2 separate regions of the Mus musculus genome follow, and region 2 is linked to region 1. A link is a loop called in an ENCODE intact Hi-C map of the cell type or tissue named here. Cell type or tissue: left cerebral cortex. All regions are shown on one strand. Each heading gives the region's core, and the rest is flanking DNA. Links, peaks and the distances in the headings are about the cores only.

Evidence for each region. Peaks named below come from ENCODE experiments on the same cell type or tissue, not always from the same donor. Only the 100,000 strongest peaks of a DNase experiment are listed, where the experiment ranks them.
Region 2: it touches region 1 in a loop (8-fold over the local background); 2 of 42 quality-filtered maps call a loop at or near these places.

Annotation. Positions count from the first base shown.
Region 1 is chr15:74,745,260-74,753,581 of GRCm38, reverse strand. Slurp2 (secreted Ly6/Plaur domain containing 2) reads left to right here and starts at 6,895. Exons shown (of 3, transcript NM_001081961.1): 1 at 6,895-6,958. The coding sequence starts at 6,907. It overlaps Lynx1 (Ly6/neurotoxin 1), which reads left to right and starts at 603. Exons shown (of 4, transcript NM_011838.4): 1 at 603-697; 2 at 1,545-1,727; 3 at 1,938-2,039; 4 at 2,155-5,726. The coding sequence starts at 1,676. The coding sequence ends at 2,351. In left cerebral cortex, for the core only: a CTCF peak has its summit at 4,202 (motif pointing right); DNase peaks (open chromatin) are centred at 1,482, 1,838, 3,018, 4,142 and 2 more places; H3K4me3 peaks cover 2,151 bases; H3K27ac peaks cover 2,969 bases.
Region 2 is chr15:74,585,032-74,593,353 of GRCm38, reverse strand. It overlaps Adgrb1 (adhesion G protein-coupled receptor B1), which reads right to left. Exons shown (of 31, transcript NM_174991.3): 28 at 5,897-6,597; 29 at 5,212-5,247; 30 at 4,943-5,050; 31 at 3,890-4,667. The coding sequence ends at 4,470. Among named protein-coding and RNA genes, the nearest start is that of Mroh4, 47 kb to the left of the region's middle. In left cerebral cortex, for the core only: CTCF peaks have their summits at 930, 2,768, 3,439 (motif pointing left) and 6,886 (motif pointing left); DNase peaks (open chromatin) are centred at 3,447, 4,317, 4,738, 6,878 and 1 more place; H3K27ac peaks cover 3,657 bases.

The sequences.
Region 1 (8,322 bases), core at 249-8,248:
CTACAGACTTTATTTTCTTCCTCCCACAACAGGAAAAAAAGTAGGATTCGTGAAGAACTATTAAAATTTGGCTGCTTTTGAAACACAATAAAAATAAAATGAATTTTAGCTACATAGAGCAATTATTTAGTGGCACACTTTTGATGGTAAGAACTGCTTGTCAGCCATTGGATTCCTCTAAGGCTTGCTCGAAAGCGTTGCTATGGATCCCAAGTAAGGGCAGAGGTGCGGTGAGGTCCTTCTCCAGGTAGTGCCTCTTCCCAGAGTCAGCATGCCCACACAGTGCAGCTTGGTCTGTGGGGGCAGGGCAGCAGGGATGAGGAGAGCTACGGCAAAACCTGAGGAGAATTTTCAGGAGGTGTATACTCTCCTCTGGGTCGCTACTGGGAATCTTCACATGAGTAGGTGCATTCTGATGCCCAGCGATGCCCAGGCTTTGCTCACTAGGTCCATTACCAGAAAGAGTTTATCCCGGAGACTGAGCCTACAGAAGGCAGGCTGGGGCGGGGTTTGAGCGGTCTCCGGGGCGGAGCGTGTGTCCTGGGGGCGGGGTGGGCGGGGCCAGTCGTGAGCAGGCACTGCGGATCTGTTGCCCCGGCGGAGCCTACTTGGCCTGCCTGCGATGCGGTACCAACACCGCACGAAGTGTGTACAGATTCCCAGTTAGACAGCAGGAGGGACCTGGGAGCGGCCAGGGGTGAGTTTCCATGACGATAGGGATCGTGGTGGTGAAGGGCAAGGGCGAGGTCACTCCACACCCAGCCCGCCCTGGGAGTCCTTCCAAGCAAGACTGCAGTCTTTCGGGCGGAGCTCCCCGAGATGGGGCAGGCTCAGTCGAGCCTCAGGCCAGGCCTGAGGCAGGACTTCAGCATCCCGGGCTGGCACCTAGAAAATGGGTCATAAAGGGTGGGTTGTCTTCCGGGAGGGTATTTTGGTACCCCTACAGCAAGGGCCGGCCCGAGTCTATAGGCAGGGAGGAGAGTATTAGTTCACATCCCCCTCCAACAGTCCCAAACACCAGACCCAGCCTACGGAGCTCTGTCTCGGGCAAGCATCGTCCGGCCCCTTCCCCTGTGGTGAAGGAGTCACACAGCCCTGCACTTCTCTGCGCACGGGGGTTGGGGAGACTTCACGCAGTGAGAGCAAACGCGAGAAGGACCCCTGCCCCACGAAGAGTCCAAACCTGGCTTCCAGTCTTATTTTGGCAAGCCTCTTGCACTCTGGGCTTTGCCAGGAAGAGACTGCATGCCAAGTATCCCCTGCAAAAAAAAAAAAAAAAAAAGACCCCCTGGGTGAAGTTCTCTTTGTGTTTGGCATTCAAGGACTCTGGGACTTCCTGGTTTTCATTGATGTTGCCCATTTTTCCCCGTCTTTAGCTCCCTCCGCCCTCCCTTTTTGCTTGCTTTTGGTCGGAATGCTCCATATCCCACTCCCTCCTCCCATCTCCAGGTAACTGGAAATCAGTGACACCCACTGAGCTGGGAGGGCTCTTGTGCCCGCCCCAGCCCAGCTGTCATTACAAATCTCTGTCATCGTCTATGCAGGGATGTTTTATCTCTAAGAGACCAAGAGCTCAGGCAGGGCTTCTGTGCCCTGCTTCCTCCCTGGCTTGAGCTGGATCCTGGACCAGCTGCTGACCTCCTGTTCACTCTGGCACTGCCCTCACGTCTCCGTCATGACCCATCTGCTCACAGTGTTCCTGGTGGCCCTGATGGGCCTGCCTGTGGGTAAGGTGGACAGAGGCTAGAGGGACCCGGTTGAAGCCTGACCCTGGGAAAAGGTGGGTGGAGAAAGGGCAGGCTGGCCAGAATTCTCTCCCCTTCTGGATGTCCTGATCTGGCCGCCAGTGGAAGTGGGAGGTTGCCTGGAGACAGCTGGGGTCTGACTGACAGGAAAAGGATTTCTTCCTGCTCTCTGATCCCCATCCTCATCCACAGCCCAGGCTCTGGAGTGCCACGTGTGTGCCTACAATGGAGACAACTGCTTCAAACCCATGCGCTGCCCAGCCATGGCCACCTACTGTATGACCACACGAACTTGTGAGTCTGGCATCCTGGAGGGAGGCTTCTACCTGCACTGGTGGACAAGCTAAGACTGGGCTATCCAAGGTTCTGATCCTCTCTTCTGTAACCTTCTTGTGTCTGTCCCCTGCAGACTTCACCCCATACCGGATGAAGGTGAGGAAGTCCTGTGTCCCCAGCTGCTTTGAAACCGTGTACGATGGCTATTCCAAGCATGCATCTGCCACCTCCTGTTGCCAGTACTACCTCTGCAACGGTGCTGGCTTTGCTACCCCGGTGACCTTGGCCCTGGTCCCAGCACTCCTAGCTACCTTCTGGAGCTTGCTGTAAAGCTCGGTTCCCCAAGCCAGATCCACTCAAACGCAACACTCTCAAAAAACACAGTTTCCCTCTCTCTCCCAATTCACTCCACCCAACGCTCTTCCTTCTGACACTCCTCAACTACCACGAGGTCCCATGGCTACCTACGAAAGAACTGATGGCATCCAGATACCTCACTCCAAGGTCATTTTCAGAAGGCTGACATGTGGACCTGTAATGTGCCCACCCATGGGTGGGGCAGGCTGGGCTTCTCCTCTACCCAAGATCAGGGGCATCTGGGAGAATGTTTATGGAGGAGGGGTCATCACTCAAGTCAAGGAGCACTGATTTGATAGAATTAGTAGCCAAACTCCACCTTCAGAACCCTGCCTCAGTCTACCCAGTAGAGGATGGGTCTGCTAGAGGTGAGGGGAGGAGAGCGGCGGAGAATAACGAGCTGGCTAGAAGCAGAGAAAGACTCAGCAGGGCTGTCTCCGAAGATCAGCGCGGCTTGCCAGAGCAAATGTGATGTGGAAGCCATGTGAGGAAGCCCTTTGTCATTTCCACTTATCTGAGGAACTCTGCCAGACCTGATGTTGGGATAGCCATTGGCCAAGGGTTCCTAGCAACGGCGTCATTTCCATAGGCCACTGAAATCCCTCCAGCCCCAGCTCAGCAGGCCCCTTGACCTCCACTACAGTCCTTCATTCACACACCAGCTGCTGGGCCTTGAAGTTGGCAGGGACTTGGGAGCAGGTGACCCATGCTATTTTTTGTCTGGCCTGTTATTCTGGGCATGGCAAGAAGGGATCAGACGCAGGTCAGAGCAGGGCAGTAGGGCGACTGAGACAGGGAAACAGACTTCAGCCAGTGGCTTCCCAGGTCCCGTAGGCAGCTCCTACATCCTTCAGTCTCTTGTTACATTCCCGGGAGACAAATATACAGGGAGCCAAGCCGAGTGCTAGGTGATGACTGCCTGTGAAGTCTATTGTGGCCACAGACTGCTGGGTACCAAGTCTCAGGAGAACCCAGCCTAGATTTAGGAGACACAGATCTGCCTTTCATGCAGTGTAGCTGTCCTTGGGAGCCTTACCATGCTCTCTAACTAGTACCTCAACTCACATGTCACTGAGGAACCCCCTAACACTGGCCCAGCCCAGGGGTCGGGATGCTGGCCAATGTCCATGGAGTGGGACTACCCATGGAGAGTCCTTGGGTCATCACATCACAAATGTTTTATTCCAACCTCCCAGTGGTGAGAGCTCGGGACACAAAGGTCCATCCTGGGGACCTTCTTCCTGGTTCTAGGCAGACCTGAACTCTGTCTGCTGCTAGAGCTGATGTGGTTTTCCGCCTCAGTTTCCTCCTCCGGGGATAGGCCACCGGAGGATTTGGGAGGGTGGGGAGGGCATCCTGCTGATGGGCTCGCCGAGGTTCTCAGGAACAGGAACGGGCGGGGCTTTAGTACACAGGTGAGTTGGGTGGGAACTGGCCCGGAGCTGAGGAGACACTGACTGGGCAGAGGGAAGATGAGTCTCAAGGGAGGGCAGGAAAAGGGAGGGGGAGCGCGCATGCACATGTGCACTCAGTGCAGGCTACAGAGCCCAAAAGGCAGCACTGGCTGTGGTGTCCCCTGAGGCCCAGGCAAGATGCTAGGAGGAAGCCAATGCTGCCCCCACCTGAGCTCACATGGAACATGCACACCACCAGCAGCAGCAGCAAGCATTGAGACTGACCTGTGGACGCCATAGGGCACTGGCAAGGAGGGTCAGAGGCGGGTCCCTGACTCAGTGGGTGAGGCCCGGGAAACATTATCCTGTTACCCTGCGTGTGCAAGATCATTGTCCCCAGCTAGATGGCGTCCTCAACCAAAACTGAGAGGAGCCCCAGTTCAGGTCCTCCCTCCTACCACAAGGGGGTGGTGTGGAGGAGGCTTGATTGCCCTTGGAGAAGCACCGGTACTGCAGAGCTGGGGGCCAGCTTCTTTCATCTGTGTCTAGACACCGACCAGATAGGCCCCACAGTGGCAACACTGCCACACAGCCCTACAAGAAGCCCTGTGCCTAGCTAGCACAGAGCCCCAAAAGGTGCTCAATTAATACAGGGCCAAGCCTGCCAGTGGGGGGGATGCAGATTAGGGGAACAGACCCAGATGGCCTGTCCTGAACCCTGTCTGGGGTGGTGTGATGAGCATCTGTCTAGCCCACTGCAGGTGGCTCTACACACTCCACAACAGTTCTGCAAAAGTGTATGAGGTGGTCATTACTGCGCCCCTCTCACAGGTAAAGGCACTGAGGCACGGAGGAGTGAGGCACTTCATTTTCCTGGGCCATTCAACTTTCCAGGACCAACACATTCAACTATGGGTACTACTCCAATAGCTGGGGTTCTTTGAGGCTGGGCCCCCTGAAGATGATAGTGGCTTCATCAACCAGAGAATTTCAGAGTGCAGTGTTGTAGGAGCCTATGAACCTGAAATGTCAGAACTGGAGGTTTGAGGGGCTGAGGGGTAGGCCAGGGGTGTCTGGCCCCTTGTGTGGAGACAGAGAGAGAGGGAACATGGGATGGGGTAGTAGAGAGAAGTGCAAAGGAGCGTCAGCCTTTCTCAGGGCTAATGCTGTCAGGGACGAGGGCTCAAGCCTGTGAGTGTTCTCACACTGTGATAAACAGTGGCCCCTCAACACAGACGGTGTCCAGAGTGGCCGGCAGTGGTTATCTAGAGTTGCAATCTGGAAGCCTCTTGGTAGTCACTGGAGAGAGGCCGCTTGATGGGACAGCACCAAATGTGTGTGCTTCTGTGGGATGTGAGGAAGCTGGGTCAGCGCATGAAGCCAAAGCGTCCTTCAGAGCAGAGGGGTGGCTGGTCTAGTCCACCAGAGACAAGCTATCCAGTGAGAGTCATACTCTGCCACCGTCTCTGTGATTACCTTACCCCAAAGCAGACGGGGACGGGATGCAGAGCACCCGTGTCTTCATCTTCTGCGGCAAGCACGTGAGTTCACATTCTGAAACTCTAGAAAGATTTCCAGGAGTGGGGTGTGCCTTTGCTTTGGTGCATGGTTACTTCCTGGCAAGCACCGTGGCATCCCGCAGCACTGAGTGACCTGGGCTCCTCAAGCCATCTCATTGGTGAAATGACAGTGCCAGTACCCTCTCAGCTGGCTCTTGGAGGCCTGTGCATGGGGTCTGCACAGAGGAGGCCCCCAAACTATGCATGGACGGACACGTGATGCCTAGCACTTCCCTTGGTTGTGTCTCTGCCAACCCCAGGCTCTCACCCAGCAAGGAAATGAAATCCACTTTTATGACACATCTCCCTCCCCCAGCCAGCTCCATTCACCTATATGCCAGGGTGGTCCCTTTCAATGTCTGTCCCCCATTGGATGAATAAACAAGCGAAGGACATGTGGCTCTCTTTCTCTCATTCCTTTCTGTCTCTATCCAGATTGCTTTGGTGGATCCTTCTGATCCCGAAGGTCTTTGGTTCCTGTCCTTGTACCCAAGCTAGCCAAGGCAAGGGAGGTATTAACAGGATATTTGGGGCTCACTAGAAGTCACCTCCATTCTGTGGAAAGAGGCAGGCCCACCAATTCCCATGCATAGACTGACAAGCCTCAGAGTATGCTGAGAAACTGGGTGGGAGACACCAGACTGGAACCCCCTACCTGCTATTTGTGCCTTGGTCTGGCTTTCTGATTCTTAATCCCACATCCTTGTTAATTAATACTGAGGAAGAGAGTCTTACTCTAGTAGCTTCTCTCTCACTATCTCTTGCCCTTTGCCCTGTCCAACCCCCGGGTTGAGGGGATCCCATAAAGAATGGAGGTCAATCAAAGCCACCTGGACAGCCAGCGTAGACACATGGCGTCTCTTGCCTGGCCTCAGCCCCTCTATCCCAGTCTATTGACAGAATGACCTCTGCCCTTCAATTGCCTGCTTTTGTCTCTTTAGCCCAATCTGGGACCTTTTTAACACCAAAGGCTTTGCCTTCCTCTCCTATTGCCACTTGGTCCCATGCTAGTACAATCCCTTGATTGCTAACACTCACCCCTGATTACCAGTATCACATGTACAGCCATGATTCTCCTGGCTCTCCTAGTCCTGGGAGGGACAGGACATGACCGAAGCCTGATTTAGCAGATTAGGAAACTGGTCCTTCAAAAGCCGGGCCACCATCCTCCATCCAGAAGGTGCTGCCGAGGAAGACATCCTAGTATCACCTGGCCCCAGCTCCGGTCTCACTTTCGAGTGGAGCAGAAGACTGCTTGCTATACTATGTCCTCTCTGCAGCTGCAGGGTGAGGTGGACTTGTACTGAGCTTCCAGCCTGCACAAGACCTCCCTTGAGAGCCCTGGGCCTGATGTTTGGCACATCCCTACTCCATGGAGGAGGGAAGAAGGCTTGTGAAATTGTACCTGGCTCCCCAAGGCCACATAGCAACAAGCTCTGCCAGCTCTCATCTGAGCCAGGTTGCAAGTGACTCAGGGCTGGGAACCAGCAGCAATGGGAGGCAAGGGTGGAGTAGGAGCCACAAGCAGGTATAAGGGGTGGCCAGGGAGTAAACCTCATCCCCGACGCGGAGAACATGAGGCTTCCCTTCTGGTTCCTTCTGGCCGTGGTCTTGAGCATGGAGCTAGGTGAGTCAGGAATATGGATGCCTTCCCTACTGCCCCTACTTAGCTGTGTCCTTCCAGCCTGGGCCACTGCTGACCCTTTGGGGTACCTCTTTCCTTTTTCCTCTCCCCATCCTAGACCCCAAAACCCTCCCTATCTACAAGCCTCTGTCTTCTGCTGCTGGCTTTCATAGATCTCTAAACTCTCTTCTCTGAACCCCACAACACTCAAGCTTCATGCTTCTCAGTTTGAAACCCAACCCTAGGTATCCCCGACTCCATAGCAACAACCTTCCACACTCACAAGCCCGGCACACCTCTGCTACTTTGCCCCCCTCCAGCCCCAGGGCCCCAGCTGGTCTGTCTTCTGCAGCCACAACTCTCTCCTGACACGCTCTTACCTCCTTGTTTAGATTCTGTCTGTTCCACCTTCCCAGGGCGATTTCATCTAGTTGACATTCAGTTCCCTCGAACTTCTGTACCCTCCAGGCTAGCTAGCTCCTGTAATGGGTGCCTTGACGCCAGTGCCTGCTGATGGCCTCCCAGGGACAGCCACAGATATCATTTCCTATTCCTGGCCTTGCCATCCTTTAATGGAGTCCAAGTGGTTCCTATATCCAACCCCGATCAATGCCTGAGCAAAGAAACAGTTGCCATCAGCAAAGGGTGCTCCAGATTCAGCCAGCCTCAGCTCCCAGAAGCCTCACCTAGCAAACTCTTGGTTTCCATCATGGGTGGGAATGCTCCAGCATTTGGGGTCCACCTGAGCTGTGGGATAGGAGGTCCATGTGTACATCTCTGGCTCGATTTCACTATTCTTGAACTGGGCCTAATGGGGACTCTCTGACCTGAGGAAGTCTGAACTGCTGACCACCTAATTGCTGCCCAGGGCCTTCAACACAGTCCATCTCCACTTTGATGGCCCTGAGCACAAGGTTTAGAGACATTTGTCTCTGTCAGGGCTGAGGTTTCAGAGGGAGGGCTCAGCCATGGGCCAGTTGCCATCTTCATCTGAGCTAAGGCTCTAGTATCTCAGGAGCATCTGTGAGCCTGAGGCAAGTCTCTACACAGGGACCTCCCAGGCTCTTCCTTCATACCCACCCCTCGAGACAAAAGCCTCAAGCCTGGCCACTTCAACGTCAGAGGGAGTCAGTCTCTCTCTGCGTAGTCCACGTCCTACATCTTTGCTGTGTGCCTGTTCTGCCACCCATGGGTAATGCCGTAGACTCAGGGCTCAACATAGCCTGAGAAGGGGAGATTCCATCCTAAGCTGATCCCAGGGTGAGAAAATAAGACCAGGGAGAGAGTCAACTATCCCTTGGCAACACTGCAGTGGGATTGGACCCAGTGGAGTCTGCTGTCTTGAGGCTTGTTCTATTGTCCCTCTT
Region 2 (8,322 bases), core at 323-8,322, 160 kb after region 1:
TGTGACAAGAGCTCAAGGCAGACGGGTTAGATGAGAAGGACTTGCTCGTAGTAAGTCATTTTGCCACGTTGGGGCCAGGAAGTGGAAGAAAGGTCACTGTCGAGCTTTGGCACAGAGGTTTCCTGCCTGACTAGAGGCAAGGCATTATGGGAAAGGGTAGAGCATCTCTAAGGCCCCTCTCAGCAGCGCTTGCATTAGTCACAGGTGGAAATGAGCAGACAGAAGCAGGTAAGGAGGGGGGGGCGTCCTCCAGATTGTAGGGGTGTGGGTGTTGATAAGAACGCAGTACTTGCTGGCAGCTGCTTCTGCTGGCTGCACCTCCAGTTGACGCAGAAACTCATTGTCCTCATGTGTCCTTCTTCCTTCACATTCCCCAGTCCATAGGAGCCAGGAAGCAGTGAACTGTAAGACCCAGGTTCTAATCCCGTCAGCATCACTACCTTACACAGCGATCACAGTAGCTACTACTGTCTTTGGCACCACCAGAACAAATGTCAGTCACAACCATGACCACCACCACCATTGTCACTAGCATCATTACCGCGACCATGTGACTATTTGTTGATGTTTCACTATTGCTGTTATCAGCCTTACCAGTGTCACCATCATCATCACCACCATCATCACCAGCCTCACCATTACTCTATTACCTCACTGACATCATCGCCACTACCATGGTGGCACAACCTTCGTTATTATGTTAACCTTACTACATCATTATCACCATCACTACTATCACAGTCACTAACACCATCATCACTATCACCATCACCATTATCATGCTCATCACCAGTAAAATCTCCAGTTCTAGGTCTATAAACCAAACTTTTGCCACCAACGTTACCCGCCCCCAACACTGTGCCAGTCACAATGGTGACCTCCATCATTCCAAGTCCCACATCTCCTAAGGCAAGGTAGTTCTAATGATGGCAGGTAGAGGGTGGCAGAGAGTACTCTCAGGTTCACTTCTGACTGGTTGCTAAAAAGGGTAGCTGGGTACTGAGAGGCTAGGACAGCCAAATCACACAAGGAAGACCCAGGAAGATCTCTCTGGAGGCCCAGCCATCTGAGGCTCCAAAGGAAAAGAGTGCCTTGTGATGGTAGCAGCAGCTAAGGATAGTGTTGGTGCCCTTAGGAAAGAGGCTCATTGGGGGAGCATCCAGGAACTGGTGCCAGGAGAGCTGAATTGCAGGCAAAGCCCTTTCTGACCTGTAGCATACCAGCAGCATCCTCTAGTTACCCTGAGTCTGGTTCTTCACTCTAGACAGTGTGATGGTTTGTATATGCTCCACCCAGGGAGTGGCGCTATTAGAAGGTTTGGCCCTGTTGGAGTGGATGTGTCACTGGGTGTGGGCTATAAGACCCTCATCCTAGCTGTCTGGAATATTCCACCTTCAGATGAAGATGTAGAACTCTCAGCTCATCCTACCTGGATGCTGCCGTGTTCTCGACTTGATGATAATGAACTGAACCTCTGAACCTGTAAGCCAGCCCCAATTAAATGTTGTTCTTATAAAAGTTGTTTTGGTCATGTACTGGCTGGTTTTGCGTGTCAACTTGACACAGGCTGGAGTTATCACAGAGAACTGTGGGGGAAGTGCCTCTATGAGATCCGGCTGTGGGGCATTTTCTAGGTTGGTGATCAAGGTGGGGAGGGTCCCGTGTGGGTGGGACCATCTCTGGGCTGGTAGTCTTGGGTTCTATAAGAGAGCAAGCTGAGCAAGTCAGGGGAAGCAAGCCAGTAAGTAACATCCCTCCATGGCCTCTGCATCAGCTCCTGCTTCCTGATCTGATTGAGTTCCTGTCCTGACTTCCTTTGGTGATGAACAGCAGTATAGAAGTATAAGCTGAATAAACCCTTTCCTCCCCAAACTTGCTTCTTGGTCATGATGTTTGTGCAGGAATAGAAACCCTGACTAAGACAGGTCATGGTGTCTGTTCATAGCAAGTAAAACCCTAACGAAGACAGATGGGATCATGACCCTGCTTGCCAGGTGTTAGAAGAACAGTACTCCAAAACACTGAGCCAGAGCAAAGAGACCTGACAGCAATCCATGGAAAGGCTCCTGTCCCTACAAGGGTTCTGGGCCAAGGCGACACTCGGTATGGACTCCCCTTTGGAATGTATATGGAGCCTGCTGGAGTGGGGCCCACTGGAGCAAGGCTCAGGGTGCTGATGAAGTACAGCCTTTGCTGGCCAGCTTCCTGTGCCAAAAGTAGATAGCAATTTCCGTTATGGGTCTCTCTAGGAGGAGGAAGAGGAGCCAGGACTCCTAGCACAAATATCCCTCCAGAGGGAGGGCCTGCAGTGGGGGTTGGCAGGGAGAGCTGCCTCTAGACACACACTGCATTTTACAGAGCTTTGACTCCAGCAGTTGAGTCTCTCCCTTCACATGGCCGGTATGAGGGGCTAGGGTACTCTATGCTGCTTTGTGTGTTGTTGCAGGTGGAGAGGACAGACAGGGACAGGCAGCTTACAGAGCTGGCTATGGATGCTTGGTCACTGCATGAAGACAGTATGAGGACAGTGGTAAGTCTGAGCAGGGTTCAGCCCTCAAGACCGAGACCTGGCCCACATTCACATGCTGCCTGCATAGGCAGAGTGCTGGGACCCCAGGGCTTTCTCTACCTGTACCAATAGACCCTCTCAGCTTCTTTCATTTTGTAATAGCCAGGGGTGAGGCCACTCAACTCATAGGAAGCTCTCCAGTCCTGGAAGGCAGAGCTTTTGTGCACAGACTGCAGGTGCATTATGATAGCGATTCTTCACGTGACCTGTGGTAGGCGCTGTGACGAGGCTTAGAAGCCTTCCATTGCGGGACATATGCACCCGTGCATACTTGGTTCACACTAGCCATGGCATGGTCTAGGCTGGGTCTTATTTTGTTGCCAAATCTCACCGAAGCATTGGTGGGGTGTTTGCTTTGTTGTTTGTAGTCTGTAGCTAGCTAGGGTCTATCCTGGGCTCTGCATGCCCTTCTCTGGCCATCTATGGACTTGTCCCTCCTCACTTACCATTCACCCACCCGTGTGTGTGCACCTAGGGGTGTGCCTGGCCATCACAGTTACCTGAGCTCACTGTGGTCACTATACCAACAAGCACTATCCCTAGCCTGTCTCTGCTGTGAAAAAGGATGCTGGGGAGGGGGTGGCATGTCAAAGACACAGTGAAGGAAGGAAGGGAGAAGATTTGGGTGAGGGTATAAAAGGAACCTATATGGGGCTGGACTCCTTTTCTAGCTCTTAGTACTTTGTTGGGGTTCTGTGGGCTTCACGTGTCCCTCAGGGCCAATGGTCTGCATCTGGATTCCAGTTCATACTGGGGTCTAAAGGGTTCTGCCTGCAGAGGTCCAGGCTTGTGCAGTCCCAGTGTTTGGGAAAGGAGGGACCTCCTCTCCTAGCTTCCCAACCAGACTCCTTGAGTGGCTTAGGCTGCCCCCTGCTGGAAGCTCTGGGAAATGCAAGAATGCTGAAGCTGGGGTTGCAGGCATCTGGTTGATTTGTTAGGTAGTCTGACCATAGGACCACCATGGTCTGGGGACAGGAAAAAGGGAACCAGTACTGGGCCTTACAAAGTAGTAGGGCAGGCCTGTTCAAGATGGGCCCAGGGGGGCTGCTAGAACCCAGCTACAACCCATATTTTGTTTCTTTTCTTTCACTATTTCAAGTTGTTTTACAATTGCTACCTGTTAACTCTGTCCTTCCCAGGTGACTCAGGGGTCCAATGAGTCAAATTAAGTCCCGCCTCAGAGGACCATATGGAGGGCAGGCACCCAGGGCAGGACAGGACAGGACAGGACAGGACAGGACAGGACAGGACAGGAGTTGCCTCCCTACCACTGAAATAGAACCATGCTGCTTCAGGAAAAAAAAAAAAGACTACAAAGCTGGGTTTTTAATTCTTTTTATTGAAGAAAAGAAAAGGAGAGAAAAAATAGATTCCCCACCCCGCTTCTTTCCAGAGTGATCTCAGTCCTGTCCCGGGGGGGCTGGGTCAGGACCATGCTCTCTGCCTGGGTCTGAGAGGGGCCCAGGGTCCTGGAAGGGAGTGGGGGGTCTGGCTGCTTCCCAAGGGGTAGGGGTGTCTAAAAATCGGAGCCAGGCTGGTGGGCCACAGGCAGTCCTCTGCAGTGGTGGCTGAAGTGGGCATCCTGGGGACGCTGGCCACACCAGGCCTGTCCGTGTTCACAGCAGCTCGCCTGCCTGCCTGCCCGGGCTTGCCCAAGGAGGGCTGAGTCTGAGGCACCATCTGGCCTCTGGATCCCTGTGCCCGCCGGCCATGCCACCTCCTGTCCTGTGTCTGGCTCTGGTCCCAGCACCGCGGGCCCTCTGCCTGGCCGCCTCTGAGCGCCCTGAGGCCGGGGCTGGACCCGGCCCGCCACCGCGAGCGCGTCTGTGCCCGTCCTATGGCGGAGCGGGCAGAGCAGCATCCCACCTCCTGGCCCGGTGTGGGGCCACGGCCCGCCCGCTCAGACCTCGGTCTGGAGGTCAATGATGTCCTGGCCAACCAGTGGGATGGTGGCACCCGCCTTCTCCCACTCTACGCTCCGCAGCTCCAGTGGAGACGGGGGCAGTGGCTCCAGCTCCTTTTTTACCCAGGCAGGCGTCCCGTGGGGCTTGCGGAGGCTCTCCCAGGCCCTCTTGTTGGGAGTCTGCTGCTTCTCTGGCTACTCAAGGCCAGCGGTGTAGTCGGAGCAGAGGAGGAAGAGAGAGAAGGGCTCTTAGGAAGGGATTCCCAGAGAGAACAGCAACCCACGCATCCCACAGCCCGAATCCAGGCAGTAGCTGCAGTTTCCATGATGGGGTCAGTGCTGTGGGGAAGGACACTCTGGAACCTGCCAGACAGAGCCAGGCTCAGGATCCTCCTGCCCTGCCCTTTGCACATCTGAGAAGGGACAGCTAGCCCAGGGAATGTGACTGGAGCAGAGCCCGTGCTTCTGACCTTGCTGTCTGCGCCTGGCACCTCCTTCTCCTTCTCAGCCGCATGCTGCAGCTTCCGGTTCAGGTCCTGGAACATGTCTTGGTGTCGCTTCCGTGTGTGCATGATCTTCTGTGGGTTGGGGCCAGGAGTCCTGAGCCCGGATGGGCATCCACAGCCACCCCTTCGTCCCACCTGCTGTTGGCCCCTGCCTTGAGCCCCTCTCCAATTCCCATTGCTGAAATGGCCCTAGTACCCAGCCTCTCTGGTCAGAGAGAGGCCCCTGCACTTACCTCAAAGTCCAGTTCTGCATACCGTGATTTCCGCCGCTGCAGGAGAAAGGGGTTGTGTGCATGGGCAATGTGTTCCCTAAAACTTCCTAGACCACAAGTCCAGGCCCTCTGGCCCAACAACTGGGGAGACACCAGCCTGCCTTCAGGGGACATGCTGAGGGTGCACCAAGTACCCAGGTTGCCTGTTCCCTAGGGACCAGCCCCAGCTCTGGGTTTGGAGGGGCTGCTGAGACTGAAGGGAAACCCTTGACAATGATGGAATAAGGATGGGGTCTCTGTGAGCAGTGAGGACTCCCACCCCTGCTCCAGGCCTGTTTGCCCTTGCTCTCCCTCTGCAGTGTCGAGCTCAGGCAGGCCACACAGGTCACATGGTTGGACCCCCAACAGTGAACTCAGTGCTGGCTGCACCTAACAGGTAGAAGGCTAGATGGTGGCACATCCTAGTGTGGGGCAGGGGCTCCCTAAGGGTGCCATCCTAGCCTCTGCCCCTTGTCCTAAAGGCTGAATAAAGTACGGGGGGAATACAAAGCACTAGGCTAACCACAGACTGTTGTGTGAAAAGATCCTGTCCCTGGGCTAGCCTTACCCACTTCTGACATACCCAGAGCCCACAGGGCAGGGAAGTACCAGCCCTTGGCTGGGGTTCCACCCATCTCTGCCTTGGCAGACTCTAAACCATTCTCACCTCCAGAGAGCTCACTGACAAGGTGGCCACGTTCTCATTCTTGGCCCCAGCACCTGAACTGGGTCCCGGGTGGGCCGCAGGCTCCCCCGTGTCCCCCAGGCTGGGAGGTGCAGGCTCCAGGGTGGGTGGTGGGGGTATGGGCTGTTGGGGTGGAGGGGGTGGTGGAGGTGGCGGTGGTGGGGGCTGGACAGGGGGCACCTCAGGGGGTGCACCACCTGGGGGCTCACGGGCAGGTGGGCTTCGGGTAGGGAAGCTGGCATCAGGTGCCATGCTAAGGTGGATGAGGCGGGTTTGGGGCATCTGGTCAATGTTGATGCTGTATTTGGGTTCCTCCTTGGGTTTGGGCCGGAGTGTGGCCGTGGCCGTGGGCAGGATCACGTAGCTCGTGTCCAGAGCCTTCTCCTGGGCTCGGCTCAGCTCGGAGTCCAGTTTCTTAAAGATGTCCCCATCGCCAATAAAAGAGGACTTGGGGGCCTTGTCCTTTTTGAGGGTGAGTGAGTGATTAGGGAAGTCAGGCAGTGGCCCACCAGGATAGCGGGGTGAACCGTGCAGGTGCAGCTTGGACACATTAGCTGGCAGGCTGTTGAAGGTGGGGGGTGGGCCCTTGGCCAGCTTCATCTTCTCCTCTTCAGGCAGTGATGGTCGCTTGAAGGTACCTGTGATAGTTGCTGTGCGGCAGGCTGCAATGTCTTTGTTCAGCACTAGTGGGGGAGCATCGGAAAAGACAGTAGATAGGAAAAGGGGATCAGAGGGGTAAGGATGGTCTGCAGCAGCAAAGGCTCACGCCAGCCAGCACTGCTGCCACCCTGGTCTCCACCCACAGCAGCCCCGACATCCACTCCAGGTTCAGGGGGCACATGGGCAGCTAAAGCTCCTTTGTCTTTTCTAATGAGGCTGGTCCACAGGGGTTTCTGTCTGCCTCCCAAGACAACCAACCAGACAGACAGTCGCTCATACAAAGCAATTCCGAAAGTCAGGTGAGGGCGCCCCCTGCTGGAAAGCACACAGTGAGGTACTTCCAGGCTGAAAGAACAGCCCCTTCTAGTGAGCTCCCTACCCCACTGCCCTCCAGGACTTCTGCAGCACAAGAGCCCTTAGAGGAGGGGAGAATGTGCTTGGCATAGGCACATCAGCTCCAAGGACCATGGGACCTAGCACAGCAGGTTAATCTCTCTGAAGCACTCTCCTGTCTTAACTTCCCTTGTATCTTCATAAAGACCCCTTTCCTGAAGTGTTCACCCTGCTACCTCTCTTGTGGTATGTCTGGCATCTGGCCTGGACTCCAGCTCACCAAACATCCCATCTGTCACTTGCCCATCAACCCAGCCCCACTAGCCAGTAGAGTACCTGATTAGTTCTCACCCAAGGCAGTTGTCCACCCTGCCCTTCCTGGGTGCTCTTTCCAGAGCAGGGTCACACTCTCTTCTTAGGAAGCCTGGCCCAGGTCTGCATACTGCTTGTTCTGATCACACCTGGTCCACCTAACCTTGGGGCTCACCAGCATCTCTTGCCATCTTATCAACTATGATCACCCACAACATTCTAGCTTCCCGGGCAGAAGGTCCCTCACCCTCCCAGCTCACCTCCAATGACATTTGGCTCTTCTATACTATCACCCAGTATGGCAGCTTGAATAAGAACAACCCCATAGGCTAATATATCTGAATTCTTAGTCTTCGGGGAGTAGCATTTTTTGAAAGGGTTTAGGAGGCATGGTCTTGATGGAGGAAGTGTGTCACTAGGGATAGGCTTTGAGGTTTCAGAGCCTATCTCAGGTCCAGTGTGGATTGTGGTGTAGTTCTCGACTACTGCTTGTGTGCTGCAATGCTCCCCACCATGATGATGAACTAAAACGCTGAAACTCTAAGCAGGCCCCCAGCTAAATGCTTTCCTTTCTAAGAGCTGCCTTGGTCATGGTGTCTTCACAGCAATAGAACAGTGACTAAGTCACCCAGCACTGTCGTCCTCCAGCCCTTCCCCAGTACCCCAGCAGTGAACTAGCCACCTTTCCTATCAATTTGTATGCAGCTCTCCAAGGATCAACATCATCTCAAGGACGACCTCCTTGGCCTGCACACAGCTCAGCCCAACCCCTCCCAATAGGGACTCTGCCCCACCATGGACATCTATACACAGACACCCATTGTGTGCCCACCAGCCACATTCAGCCCATAACATCACGAGGCACAGCTGGGCATAGGGAGCACAGAGTACAGCATTACGGCTGGGTCAGCACCCAACCCCTAGTGCCTGGGTCATCTCTTGGGTAGGCTATGGAGCTAGATCTTTGAAGACTAAGAAAGGATTTTTCTGCCCCATGTTAAAGTCACCTCCTCCAGGAGTCTCACCCAGGAAGCAGTTGACAATCCCCAGTTGGGAACCAGGCTTTGCAAAGCCAGATTGACCCCACCACAGTCAGAGACTGT